2 separate regions of the Mus musculus genome follow, and region 2 is linked to region 1. The links are chromatin loops, found by intact Hi-C in ENCODE. Cell type or tissue: left cerebral cortex. All regions are shown on one strand. Each heading gives the region's core, and the rest is flanking DNA. Links, peaks and the distances in the headings are about the cores only.

The links. Hi-C counts contacts between places; a loop is a spot of excess contacts. Peaks named below come from ENCODE experiments on the same cell type or tissue, not always from the same donor. Only the 100,000 strongest peaks of a DNase experiment are listed, where the experiment ranks them.
Region 2: a loop joins it to region 1, with 8 times the contacts of the local background. A loop is called at or near these places in 1 of 42 quality-filtered maps.

What each region holds. Positions count from the first base shown.
Region 1 is chr9:65,904,751-65,911,186 of GRCm38, forward strand. It overlaps Trip4 (thyroid hormone receptor interactor 4), which reads right to left and starts at 4,044. Exons shown (of 14, transcript NM_001357872.1): 1 at 3,689-4,044. It overlaps Csnk1g1 (casein kinase 1, gamma 1), which reads left to right and starts at 4,260. Exons shown (of 14, transcript NM_173185.2): 1 at 4,260-4,418. In left cerebral cortex, for the core only: CTCF peaks have their summits at 3,777 (motif pointing right) and 4,650; DNase peaks (open chromatin) are centred at 3,843, 4,194, 4,717 and 4,938; H3K4me3 peaks cover 2,170 bases; H3K27ac peaks cover 1,403 bases.
Region 2 is chr9:66,124,756-66,129,835 of GRCm38, forward strand. It overlaps Snx1 (sorting nexin 1), which reads right to left and starts at 131. Exons shown (of 15, transcript NM_019727.2): 1 at 1-131. The coding sequence starts at 10. It overlaps Ciao2a (cytosolic iron-sulfur assembly component 2A), which reads left to right and starts at 1,856. Exons shown (of 5, transcript NM_026635.3): 1 at 1,856-2,215. The coding sequence starts at 2,092. In left cerebral cortex, for the core only: a CTCF peak has its summit at 1,870; DNase peaks (open chromatin) are centred at 153 and 1,871; H3K4me3 peaks cover 2,373 bases; H3K27ac peaks cover 1,469 bases.

The sequences.
Region 1 (6,436 bases), core at 1,385-5,384:
TAATTGGTCTTTTATTTTTTCTTTTTCTTTTTTTTTTTTAATCTTTGAGAATAGCATATAGAAATCAAAGAAACTGTCATCAAATCAAATTTGTAGGACTATTAGAAACCATCTTGTTCAATGCAGGCCAGCCAGTAAGTGTTCACTAAATGGACTGTCCTATTACTCAACAGTAATTGTGAAACAGTAATTGTGAAAATGTTGAGTGTAAGTTGTTTTAATTCCTATTTATTTTTGGTTCCATTCTTGAAAGAACTAGCTATTCCACACGTCAACCTCCAGTTATTTAAAGATGAATTATATCTTTAGCCTTCACTTCTTCAGGCTTAACATTTTATTGTTTGTCACATATCCTGAGTTTGTCTGGATCATTTATATATAGGAGTTATATCTTTTCAATTGTTTATTGCTTAGACACAGTAATGGTTAACTTGGCTAAGTTTCTTCTTATAGGCCAGATTGTTCATCAATGAACTATTCATTTCTAATTCTGGTATATTTTTATGTCTAGTGAAACCAGATGAGCTCTAGCAGTACATATTTTTATTTTATTGTTTGTAACTCAGATGGCCTTGAGTGTGATCTTATCTGTCTTCTGAGTTCCAGCTGTATGCTACCATAGCGAGGCCTCAAACAAGGTTTCAGTACTAATTACATATCAAATGTGTTCTTTTTGTTGTTTAGTCCAGGCTGGGTTAGAATTCATATCAATCCTCCTCACTCAGTTTCTGAAGTGATGTACACAGGCACCATGCACAATTTAATTTTTTAAGTCATTTCAAAGAAAATAAAATGAAGGGGCTGGTGAGATGGTTCAGTGAGTAAGAGCACTGACTGCTCTTCCGAAGAGTATTTCAATTCCCAGCAACCACATGGTGGCTTATAACCACCCATGAGATCTGACACCCTCTTCTGGCACGTCTGAAGGTAGCTACAATGTACTTATTTATAATAATAATAATAATAATAAATAAATAAATAAATAAATCTTTGGGCCAAGCCTGGACGCCTTTAATCCCAGCACTTGGGAGGCAGAGGCAGGCGAATTTCTGAGTTCGAGGCCAGCCTGGTCTACAGAGTGAGTTCCAGGATAGCCAGGACTATACAGAGAAACCCTGTCTCAAAAACAAACAAACAAACAAAAGAAACAACAAAAACAAATCTTTGGGCTAGAGTAAGCAGGGTTTGAGTGAGTAGGGCCAACTGGAGTGAGCAGGGTTGACCAACAACCAGATCAAGGCTCACAACTATCTCTACAGCTACAGTGTATACTCATATACATAAAATAAATAATTTTAAAAAAGAAAAAATTAAAAAGTGAATATAAAAAGACACTGTTAGGAGGCTGAAAGTCCCATATTAGTCATATATGATGAGGGTACTGCACTGGTTGTGAAGGCTATTCGGGATCTAGCCTATATATATGCTACTGTTTTATAGCTCATATTAAGAGTATAGATTCCTCGGCCAGCAAAATCACTCAAAGGGTAGAGCGACTACCAATGCCAAACCTGCCGCCTTGAGCTCAGTCTCTAGACCATCGATATGGTTGAAAAGGAGAAGGGACTCCTTCAACACATCCTTTGACCTCCACATTCACAATGGTATGTCAGCACCAACACATACACAAATAAATATAATAAAGAGAATAAGATTTTTGTAGTTAAGCCCACATAGGCAGTTGTAGTGTAGGACTTTGCAACTCACCTTCCCAGGCCTCTAAGCATGACTATGTTGAAAATGAAAGAATTATAAAAGCTCATGTGGTCAGGCAATGGTGGTGGTGCACGCTTTTAATCCCAGCACTTGGGAGGCAGAGGCAGGAGGATTTCTGAGTTCAAGGCAAGCCTGATCTATAGAGTGAGTTCCAGGACAGCCAGGGCTACACAGAGAAACCCTGTCTCGAAAAGCAAAACAAACAAACAAACAAAAGCTCATGTGGGGCTGGAAAGATGGCTCAGTGGTTAAGAGCACCAACTGTTCTTCCAGAGGTCCTGAGTTCCATTCCCAGCAACCACAGGGTGGCTCACAACCATCTGTAATGGGATCCGATGCCCTCTTCTGGGGTGTCTGAAGGCAGCAACAGTGTACTCATACATTAAGTGAATAAATAAATCTTTAAAAAAAAAAAAAAGCTCATGTGGTTATTTAGGACTCAATCCAGATTTTCATATATTAATAGAACAGTGAATTAAAAAACCCCAAGGCTATAGGAAAGGAGCTAAATGCTGCTTGTAAACCACCTCAGGCAGTGGACAGAGAGCTCTGCAGATGAAGGTGCATTTCCACATTAGCTTAAGCTTATGGTTAGTTCTAACTGAATTTTATTTGATGAGGCACCAATTTCTATAGGCCACATTTTTTTAAACCATAAACATGTTCTAGTTCTTTAGATGTATTGTAAACTGTTGCATGTTGGACTTATATTTATTTTAGAATTTAAAGTTTGGAATTTAGACCTGCTGGCAGGTGAAATACTAAACTACTGTAACACTCATCACTGACCCAGATTGTGTGTGTGTGTGTTTGTGTGTGTGTGTGTGTGTGTATTTCCAATTGTATACACGATGATGGTGGGGGTAGGGAATGGAACTATTTTAGACTTAATAACCAACTGCTGGTACATTTGAGCCTAAAGTGGTTTCTTAAAAGCTTTGCAGAGTTGACTGCCTAGGATGGATCAATTTAATGCCATCCTATGAGTCTAGGAAATGAAAAGGCCTAGTGTTACTTTTCAATTACCAAAATTAGTTTTCTGTCTTAGCTGAGGTAAACAACAGTCTACTAATAATTTTGTGACCAATAAAATCGGGTCTTACAGTTGCAAGTGTATCCACTGATGTAGATGAGAAAAATTCAGAAGTTAAAGTTAAAATAGGAAAGCCGGTCCATCCCGGTAGTGAACGCTTTAAATCCCAGCACCTGGGAGAAGAGGAAGGTGGGTCTCTGAATTCAGGGCCAGCCTGGTCTACATAGACATTACCTGATCAGTCATCCAGGGCTTCAAAGTGAGATTCAGACTCAAAAAATAATACAGTCAAGTGATGGTTTTATCCCCCACCCCAGGTTTCTCTAAAAATATAATTACTATAATTATAGGGGTCGTTACAGGGGGTTATTTTGTTGGCTTTGGTCTCCACCATAGTTTTCCAGTTTTTTCAAAGAGTGAACTTATGCCTCGGGTATGTTAGGTAAAATGTTTTAAAACTGGGACTGACCATGTAGTCTAGGCCTTGGAGTTACTATCCTCGCTTTTCCTCTGGAGTCTAAGCATTACAGGTCTGCTTGTCATGTCCAGTAAATGAGTCTCCTTGCCTCCCTTCCTTTCTTCGATGCCTGGGAATCGAACTAAAGACCTTGGGCATGCCAGGCAAGTTTTGTATCACAGACCTAAATCCCCAGCCTAAATGAGGGTTTTTATGGACACCTTTCTTAGTCACCGTATAGGTATGTTGGTTTATTCTGATGGGAGGCTTAGTTGTCTTCCTACTCAAGCGAGATTACCGGCATTCTTTGTCTCCCCCAACTCCCCCGTTTTATGGAATAACAATAATAATATTACTCTGGTCAATTTTCATAGACTCAAATATAGCTAGGTTATTTCCAGGTCACACATAAAAACGTTAAATCCTTAAAAAAAAAAAAAAAAAGAAAAAAGAAAAGACAAGGTAAGACAAAACTTTCTTACCCACTTCACTGTTCGACTTCTGGAGCCGGTTCAGAACGAAATGCATGCAAAAGTCTGGTTGAAACGACAGGAAATCCACCAGAGGGAGATGCTTGCTAGACAGTGAGAAAGAAGCTCCCGCAAGGGGCCTGGAGAGGAGCTTTGGGAGGAGCTGCCGAGATGGCCCAGGATTCCAGGAGGTGTGTGTAGTTTGGAGCTGGTGTCAGAGACCAACTGATGGAAGCAGCTACGTTGGGCCTACTACCTGCTGCAGCGAAGGGTTTACCTGGCCTAACATTGTAAACTAAAGGCCTAAAAACATTTCCAAATGAGAAAACGAAGCTCCCAACCCACTTACCAACAGTCCCCGAAGAAATGGGGGGGGAAGGGGGGTATTTAAAGGCACTTCCGCTTAGCAACCCCACGCTGTTGCTAAGGAGGGGCCGCAGCATTAACGACCCGGAAGTGGTGGTCTGAATTTCACAGCGACGACAGGGGTTTGTCCTATCAGAAGAACGAGGATGCTCTGCGGCTCCAGGAGGTGGGTGGGACCTGCATTAGTACTTCCGGCTTGGCTCGGCCGCCCCTCAACTGGTCTTCCCCCTCCCCTCCGCCTCCTCCGCTCCCTCCGCTCCCTCCCGCTCCTGGGAAAGCAAAGCTGCGGCTTAAGGGGTGGTTGAGAGAAGCAGTAGGCGCCTCGGGGAGGGGACCGCGCCCGCCCCCTTGGAACACTGGAGCACCGCTGATTTAGGTAGGTACTCTGGCTTCGACTGGGTCTGGGAGACTGGAGTCTGAGATGTGTGTGTGTGTGTACGTGTGTGTGTGGGGGGGGTGGGGTGGGGGCTTTAGGAGCCCTTCGCTGGGGCGGGGCAGTGGACTCGGGAATCCCGGGTGGGGCGCGGGCCTGTCCGTGGAGGGTTGCGGGGGCGGGACAGAGGGACCAGGGTCCCTGCGTGCAAAGAGTTGCGGGTTGCGGGTTAGACCCGGTCGCAGGAGGCGCCCTTTCTGAAGCAGGGACTTCGGCCAATGCAGACCGGGAGTTTCCCACCTGGAGTGCCAGCTCCGAAAAGAAGGGGGAGCATCATCCAGGGCCGAAATCAAGGGTATAGACTTGGAGAGGTGACTGTGGTCATCCTGTGCTTCACATTGTCCGCGTCCCGGACTCTCTGTTGGGACAGAGCCGGGCTTCGAGGGCTTGTAAGGGTTTCGTGTCGGCTGGGCACCGTGGAGCCGCCCTTGGCAGAGGTAGGGCAGAAGAGTGGGTAATGAGACCTCCCTCCACCCAACTTCCGTGCGCTTCCCCCGCTTCTTCCTTTATTGCTCTCTCGGCAGGGCGCCCTATAGGAGCGTTGTCCCCTAAGTGGGTACGCATCACGTCGTAAAACAAGAGTGTGAAACTGGGTTTGTTGCCCCCGGATGATTTTTCGGATATTTGCAAAGTGCCAGAATGGCATATTCTAGCAGTCTCCCAGACCGATATGAGTCTGGTATGAATTTTCTTAGAAAATGCAATACTGGAAGGCATCTGACTATATTCAAACGTAGCCTTGTAAATGAGCATGCTTTAAAAAAACCACTAGGAAATCCATATTTAGAGGTCTAGATGAGACATGTTTAGGCAAGCCTTTTTCAACCTCTTTCTCACCTGCCAGTAATCCTTTTGTGGTTTAAACGAATTAGAAATGCTATCTTCATTTTGTTTAAGTGACTGAATTGTAGGAAGTATAGTATATGTCTTAGAAGAACTAGTGAACATTTAGAGAGACAAGGGACAAGAGTCCCTTTCCAATGATTGAACTCTCTCTTAATCTTTTAAGGAGATAATTATGTTCAAGTGGAAGTATTGGCTTTGAGAAAGATAATTCTGGGAATGAACCCGCCTTTGCCTCTTAACTAGTTGTTGACTTTGGTCAAGTCACAGACTAACAGTTTCAGCCTCTTCACAAGGAGGAATTAAATTCTAGTCAGTGTCAAAAGAGAGGTGATTACTTATATAACTCCATTTAAAACAAGCACCTTTGAATTTCAAGGTTGTCATTAGTCAACATAGTTAAGGGAGCCCAACTTAGTGGAAGGGGATTTTTGAAAAAGAAACTGATAATATTCAAATAGTATACGGCAGGAATTCGAGGTTTGGGTTTTTTGTTGTTGTTGTTGTTGTTGTTGTTGTTTTGTTTTTGTTTTTGTCTCACACACACACACACACACACACACACACTCACGCTCTGGCTGGCCTGGAAGTCACTCTGTAGACCAGGTTGTATTGTACTCACAGAGCTCCGCCTGCCTCTGCCTCCCCAGTGCTGGGATTAAAGGCATGCACCACCACTGCCCGGCTTTATTATTCTTTATTTTGTAGTTCTGAGCATTCAGTTCAGAACGGTCTCACACAGTTTTCACTATTGAGATACAACTTTAGATCCTAGAAATTGATCATATGTAGCATAAAATGCAATTATCAATAGTTTCCTAAAGCCCATATTAAGTACAATATGTTTATTTTTTTGAAATGACCAAAGTACATTTTATAGGTTCTTCTCAGATAATCTTTATGCTGTTAGATATAGCATGGATTGAAATAAAAAACATAAGTAACTTACTTAAATCTTAAATCACGTGTCTTCTTAATGGAAGTTAAACTTGGGGCATAAAATAGTAATTGTAAGGTCAACATCACTTGCATGACCCATCTTAGATTATAAGATTAGCAAAACTTAGTTTTGTTTTGTTATTTTGAGACTGACTTATCATGTAAACTCAGGCTGGCCT
Region 2 (5,080 bases), core at 1-4,000, 220 kb after region 1:
CTGACGCCATCTTCCTCCACCCGTGGCGGAAGCAGCAACAACAACTTTATAGACAGTGCCGCGAGCAAAGCGCTCCAGCCGTGTGAGGTGCGCGAGGGCCGTTATGGACCCAGAGGGACCATCGGGGCGGAACCTGGGGGAGGGACCTAGGGCGGGGCCTGGGCTGCTGCTCAGCCAATCCAAGCACTGAACCGCAAGGCTGCACTGGGGCGGGCCAAGTAGGCAGAGGAGGAGCTAGAGGCTGAGGAGTTCCTCCGGGTCTTTGTGCCCTGCATGGCTCTATCTGTCACGCTTCTAAGGTTCTGTTTGAATAAAGTCTGTGACTAACAATGTTTGAAAACCTCTGCATGCCACCTGCTCATGCCAAGCACAGTGTTCTCTGAGAGATTCAATAAATATTTTTGATTGAGGGCTGAAACGACTGCAGGAAGTTTTGCCACTTAGTTTTTGGACATTAATTCATTTAACATATACAGAGCATTCACTGTGAGCTTGGCACCTTACTGTGCGTTTCAAATACAAACACAAAAGCTCCTGGCTCACAGTTTAATGAGGCAGTCTTGTAAGTCAACAATTTAAACACACTCAGTGTTACAGTGTGCAACAATAAAAAGAAGTTATCGATTTTTTGAGAAGCCAGGCTTCACACAAAGGGGAGATTTCCGTGTATTAAATTCGGTCCTTAAGAATTTTGGGTTATAGCCGGGCGTGGTGACACGCCTTTAATCCCAGCCCTCGGGCGGCAGAAGCAGGTGGATTTCTGAGTTCAAGGCCAGGCTGGTCTACAGAGTGAGTTCCAGGACAGCCAGGGCTATACAGAGAAACCCTGCCTCGAAAAAAAAAAAAGTTCCCGGAACTTAATCACAGGTTGGTGAGTCGAAGTCAACTAGAGTTTAAAGATAACATAGGTTATGTTATCACGGACTAATTTGCAAGATGATCCTTTCAAGGAGCTGAAACCTGCCACTAACACCAACAGAGGTGGTTTGCTTTTCTGGTTGAAACCACCTTAGGCAGGCCTGAAATTCTGTGTCCAAAGCTGGCCTCAAACTCAATGCTCCTCCCTCGGCCTCCCAAGTGCTGGAATTACAGGCATGAGCCACCAGGCCTAGCAAAGTTGGCTGTTTACAACTGCAAACTCAACATTAGGGGTGGATTCCCTTACAGATAAAGTAAACTGCCTGAAGGTCAGGAGAGTGTCTTAGTTTGTAACTTTTATTCCTGCATACACATTGTGTATGGCAAATTAAGTGTCTAATAAATATTTGAGGTGGAAACACAATCAACTCTGTAACTGGCACCCATCACAGCCATGAACACACAAAAAAAAGGTTAAGAAATGCTTTTTTAGGATGTTCATCTCCGTTATCATTACTACATAGTGAACACAGATAAAGTTCTCTCGCTGTAATTTGGGTGGTGGTCGATAGAAATCCTCCCCATGGAGAGAAGCTGCACTAAACTAAGTTTCTAGGAGATAAGAAAACTAAGCCTTCCCTGTCCGTAGGCATGCCTATCAACATTGGTCTTCCAAAATAACCCCTTTCACCGCAAAGGAAATCCACTTCCGGCCTGGTCAGAAAGTAAGAAAAATTTGTTTGGAAGTGGCTTCCTCTGAGAAATAGCTGTAGAGTCTCCGTTCTAGAATATCTTCCAGTAGTAGTAACCTTGATCTCCTTTCCCCTACCTCTTTAGGATTCATCTTTAGTTCTTCCTAGGAACTGAGTGGGGCATTTGGTGACGTATAACAGTCCGTTACACGATCCTCTGGCTAAGACTACAAGCCCCATATACATTTCGCCGCCGCTCCGCTAACGCCCCTTAGACATCCCAGCATGCAATGCGCCTAACGGGCCGTAAGGATTTTTCTGTGCCTTCTAAATCGAGCAGAGCATCTTGGGACATGTAGTCTTTACAGCTAATTTCCCTAGGTCCTTCGCGTTGCAGTTTTGAGTCCCGCCTATTCTCTGCTCCCCTAAACCTTTACACATGTCTTGGTTTATTTGAAGACCAGGAAGTTCTCTCTCGAGGTCGGCTGCGGAAAGACGGTGGCTCGGTTGGGACAGTCGCCAGGGATGGCGGAACGTGAGGATGGAGCGAGTGTCTGGGCTGCTTTCCTGGACGCTGAGCAGGGTCCTATGGCTCTCAGGCTTTTCTGAGCACGGAGCTGCCTGGCAGCCCCGGATCATGGAAGAGAAAGCGCTAGAAGTTTATGGTAATTTACCCAGGGCACTATTTGACGGTGTTTGAGAGGCGGCATTGGAGAGGGGGTGGAGGAGGGCCTCACCCTTGGGCTGGAGTGGACCCTTGGGGTTTTTACCAGACTTAGAGGGAAGCATGTTCTTCCGGGTCCTAAGTCACACAGCAATGTCGGGCTATTTCTAAACCTGGAGCGAAATTGAGCCAGGAACTCATAAACGCTTTGTTACCCTGGACTGCCTACAGCTCTAGGGACAGTGTCAAGGGATGTGGGCAGAATGAGCCTACAGTGATCAAGAAGCAAAGCATGCCGAAGATTTCACTACTCAAGAGTCTTTCCTTCTTTAGTTCCTGGACTTGCGTTCCTCCCGCCATAACTGAGGTCACTGTTTGGTAATGGCCGAGTTGGGGACTGGCCCAAGGTCATAGCAACTCTCTTGTGTGACAGAATCAATAGGAAGTGAAGAGGTAGGGATAGATATCTCAGCGAGAGGCTTTAAATTTACAATTTTCTTACACAGTTAAGTGTGTTCGTGTATTCACTCAGAGACTCTCCACTTTGAGGGACTGTCTTCATTGTACAGATGGGGAGTGGGTTGTTTAACAAGTACCCAGAGGGTCATATTGTCAGTAAGAAACAGAAAAAACCAAACTTGTGATTGAAAATGTAATGCTTGTTCGTGTTTCTCTCTCTCTCTCTCTCTCTCTCTCTCCTCCCCCACCTCCCTCCCTCCCTCTTTCCTTCTCCACTCTTGACCCTACCTCCCCAGCCCCTCTCTTCCCTCCGTTGACCATTTGTAGTATTATTTATCAGGATTGGGGAGAAAATCCAGAGTCTCATACAAATTAGGTGTGTTCCACCACTAGCCCTATTTTTTTGAAAACAAAAAGGCCAAGATGTAGCACTAAGAGAGATGCTCCTACAGATACAGTTTAGGTGGAATTATAGGCCAGGAAGAAGGATTCCAAAGATGGAATGGCCCGGGAGCTAATCAGGTTCCCTTATCTCTTGGTAGAGAGGCAAGGCTGACTTAACCCCAGGCAGAAGATAATTGCTACTGTACTATCTCCACAAAACATTCCCATCCTACCATACCTCTGCATATAGCGTCTGGAAACTTCCGGGGACCAGAAATACAACTCTTCAAGAGAGATGATTCTAGTCCTCAAGTTTGCATTGAATGACACCCACTTATGCAAAAATACAAAATGCAGTCAGAGGTCATGAGCTTAAGTAGGAGGTATGGAGACGCAGAGGAAAGAGAAATTGACTAGAAACATCTGTGATGATGTTAGACAGTTACTTGGGTAGGTCTTGAAGAGTAGTTTGGATATGTCAGAGGTCGCATACGCTGAAGAAACTAGAGTAAAATATGGAGATGAGAAGACAGAATTGGCTATCCAGAAGGAGGCACCTGATGGTGACTGCAGGTGGAGGTGTGGTAGGCTGTTTCTTTAGACTGTAGACTGGAATTGAATACTGAAGTTTCAAATCACTTTTATTACATTTAGTTACTTTGTGCATGTTTGCACATACACATGCAAGTCATAGTGCAAATATGGAAGTCAGAGGACAACTTGCTGGCGTTAGATTTCTCCTTCCAGCAAGTGGCTCCTGGGGATGGAAACCCAGGAGGTTAGGCTTATTTGGTGGCAGGCCCCTTTTCCCACTGAATCATCTCGCAACCACCACCACCACCCATTGAAACTTTTAAATATAAATGAATCATCTTTTTAAGTATTAAAAAAGAGGTTTGTTTGTTTGTTTGTTTTTAATTTTAAGTCTGTGTGTGTCCATGGAGGCCAGAAGTGTTGGGTCTCCCTGAAGCTGGAGTTACAGGAGGTTGTGTATTGCCAGTTGTGGGTGCTGAGAACTGATTTTAAGTCCTCTGGAAGAGCAGACCTTCATGTCAATACAGAGCAACAAAAACTTAGTTGTGGGTGAGAGGAAATTAGGAGAGTAATGTGAGAACAAGCTTGATATCTTTTTAAAAAAATCAAACTTCTCAAATCACTAGAAAGCTAGAGGTGTTCAGTAAGGGGTAAGAGGTGAGGTTTAATTTCAGGATTTAGTAGTGTTCAAAGACTATAATACAGCTTTTACAAATGAAGCTTAGAAGGAGAAGCCGAGGAGAGGAGGGGGGAAACCCTGCTTTTCCAATCCGGTAATAACCTGCTACATGAAGGGGAAGTTTATCCTCTTTCCTATCTGCATTTTCTTTTTCTTTTCTTTTTTTTTAGTTTTTTGAGACAGAGTTTTTTGGTTTTTCGAGACAGTGTTTCTCTTTGTAGCCCTGGCTGTCCTGGAACTCACTCTGTAGACCAGGCTGGCCTTGAACTCAGAAATCTGCCTGCCTCTGCCTCTCGAGTGCTAGGATTAAAGGCGTGCGCCACCATGCCCAGCTCCTATCTGCATTTTCAAATGTCCTATTTTATTGGTAAGGCCAGAAGACAGTCTAGGGAAGGAAAGTTTGATGGATTTATTTTCCTGGCTGCTTTTTAGGTCTCTGGGTAAGGTATGAGTAGTAGAACAGACCCCAGGCTCCTGAGAACACCAGACCCACTCACCTGAAATCCTGCTTCTCTCCCCTGCCCTCCCTTTATCACTCTCCTTTTTATTCTATTTTATTTTCCTCTGTGAGCTTGAGGCAGGACAACCTCGTGTCCTTGCCACCGACCTCCTTGAGGTCCAGCCTTCTTAATCCCCTTGTCTTCTGCTTCCTTTCACCCAGCTCCATTCACAGTGTGATTTCCCTTCTGTCAACCTTCCATTTGAACTAAAAACCGTACTCAAATGTCCCTAAGCTTTGTCAAGATTCTAAAGCCTCTGCTCCACCCTCCTGCCAAGGCTTTTGGGGTGCATTCTCTGATCTGTTGGCTC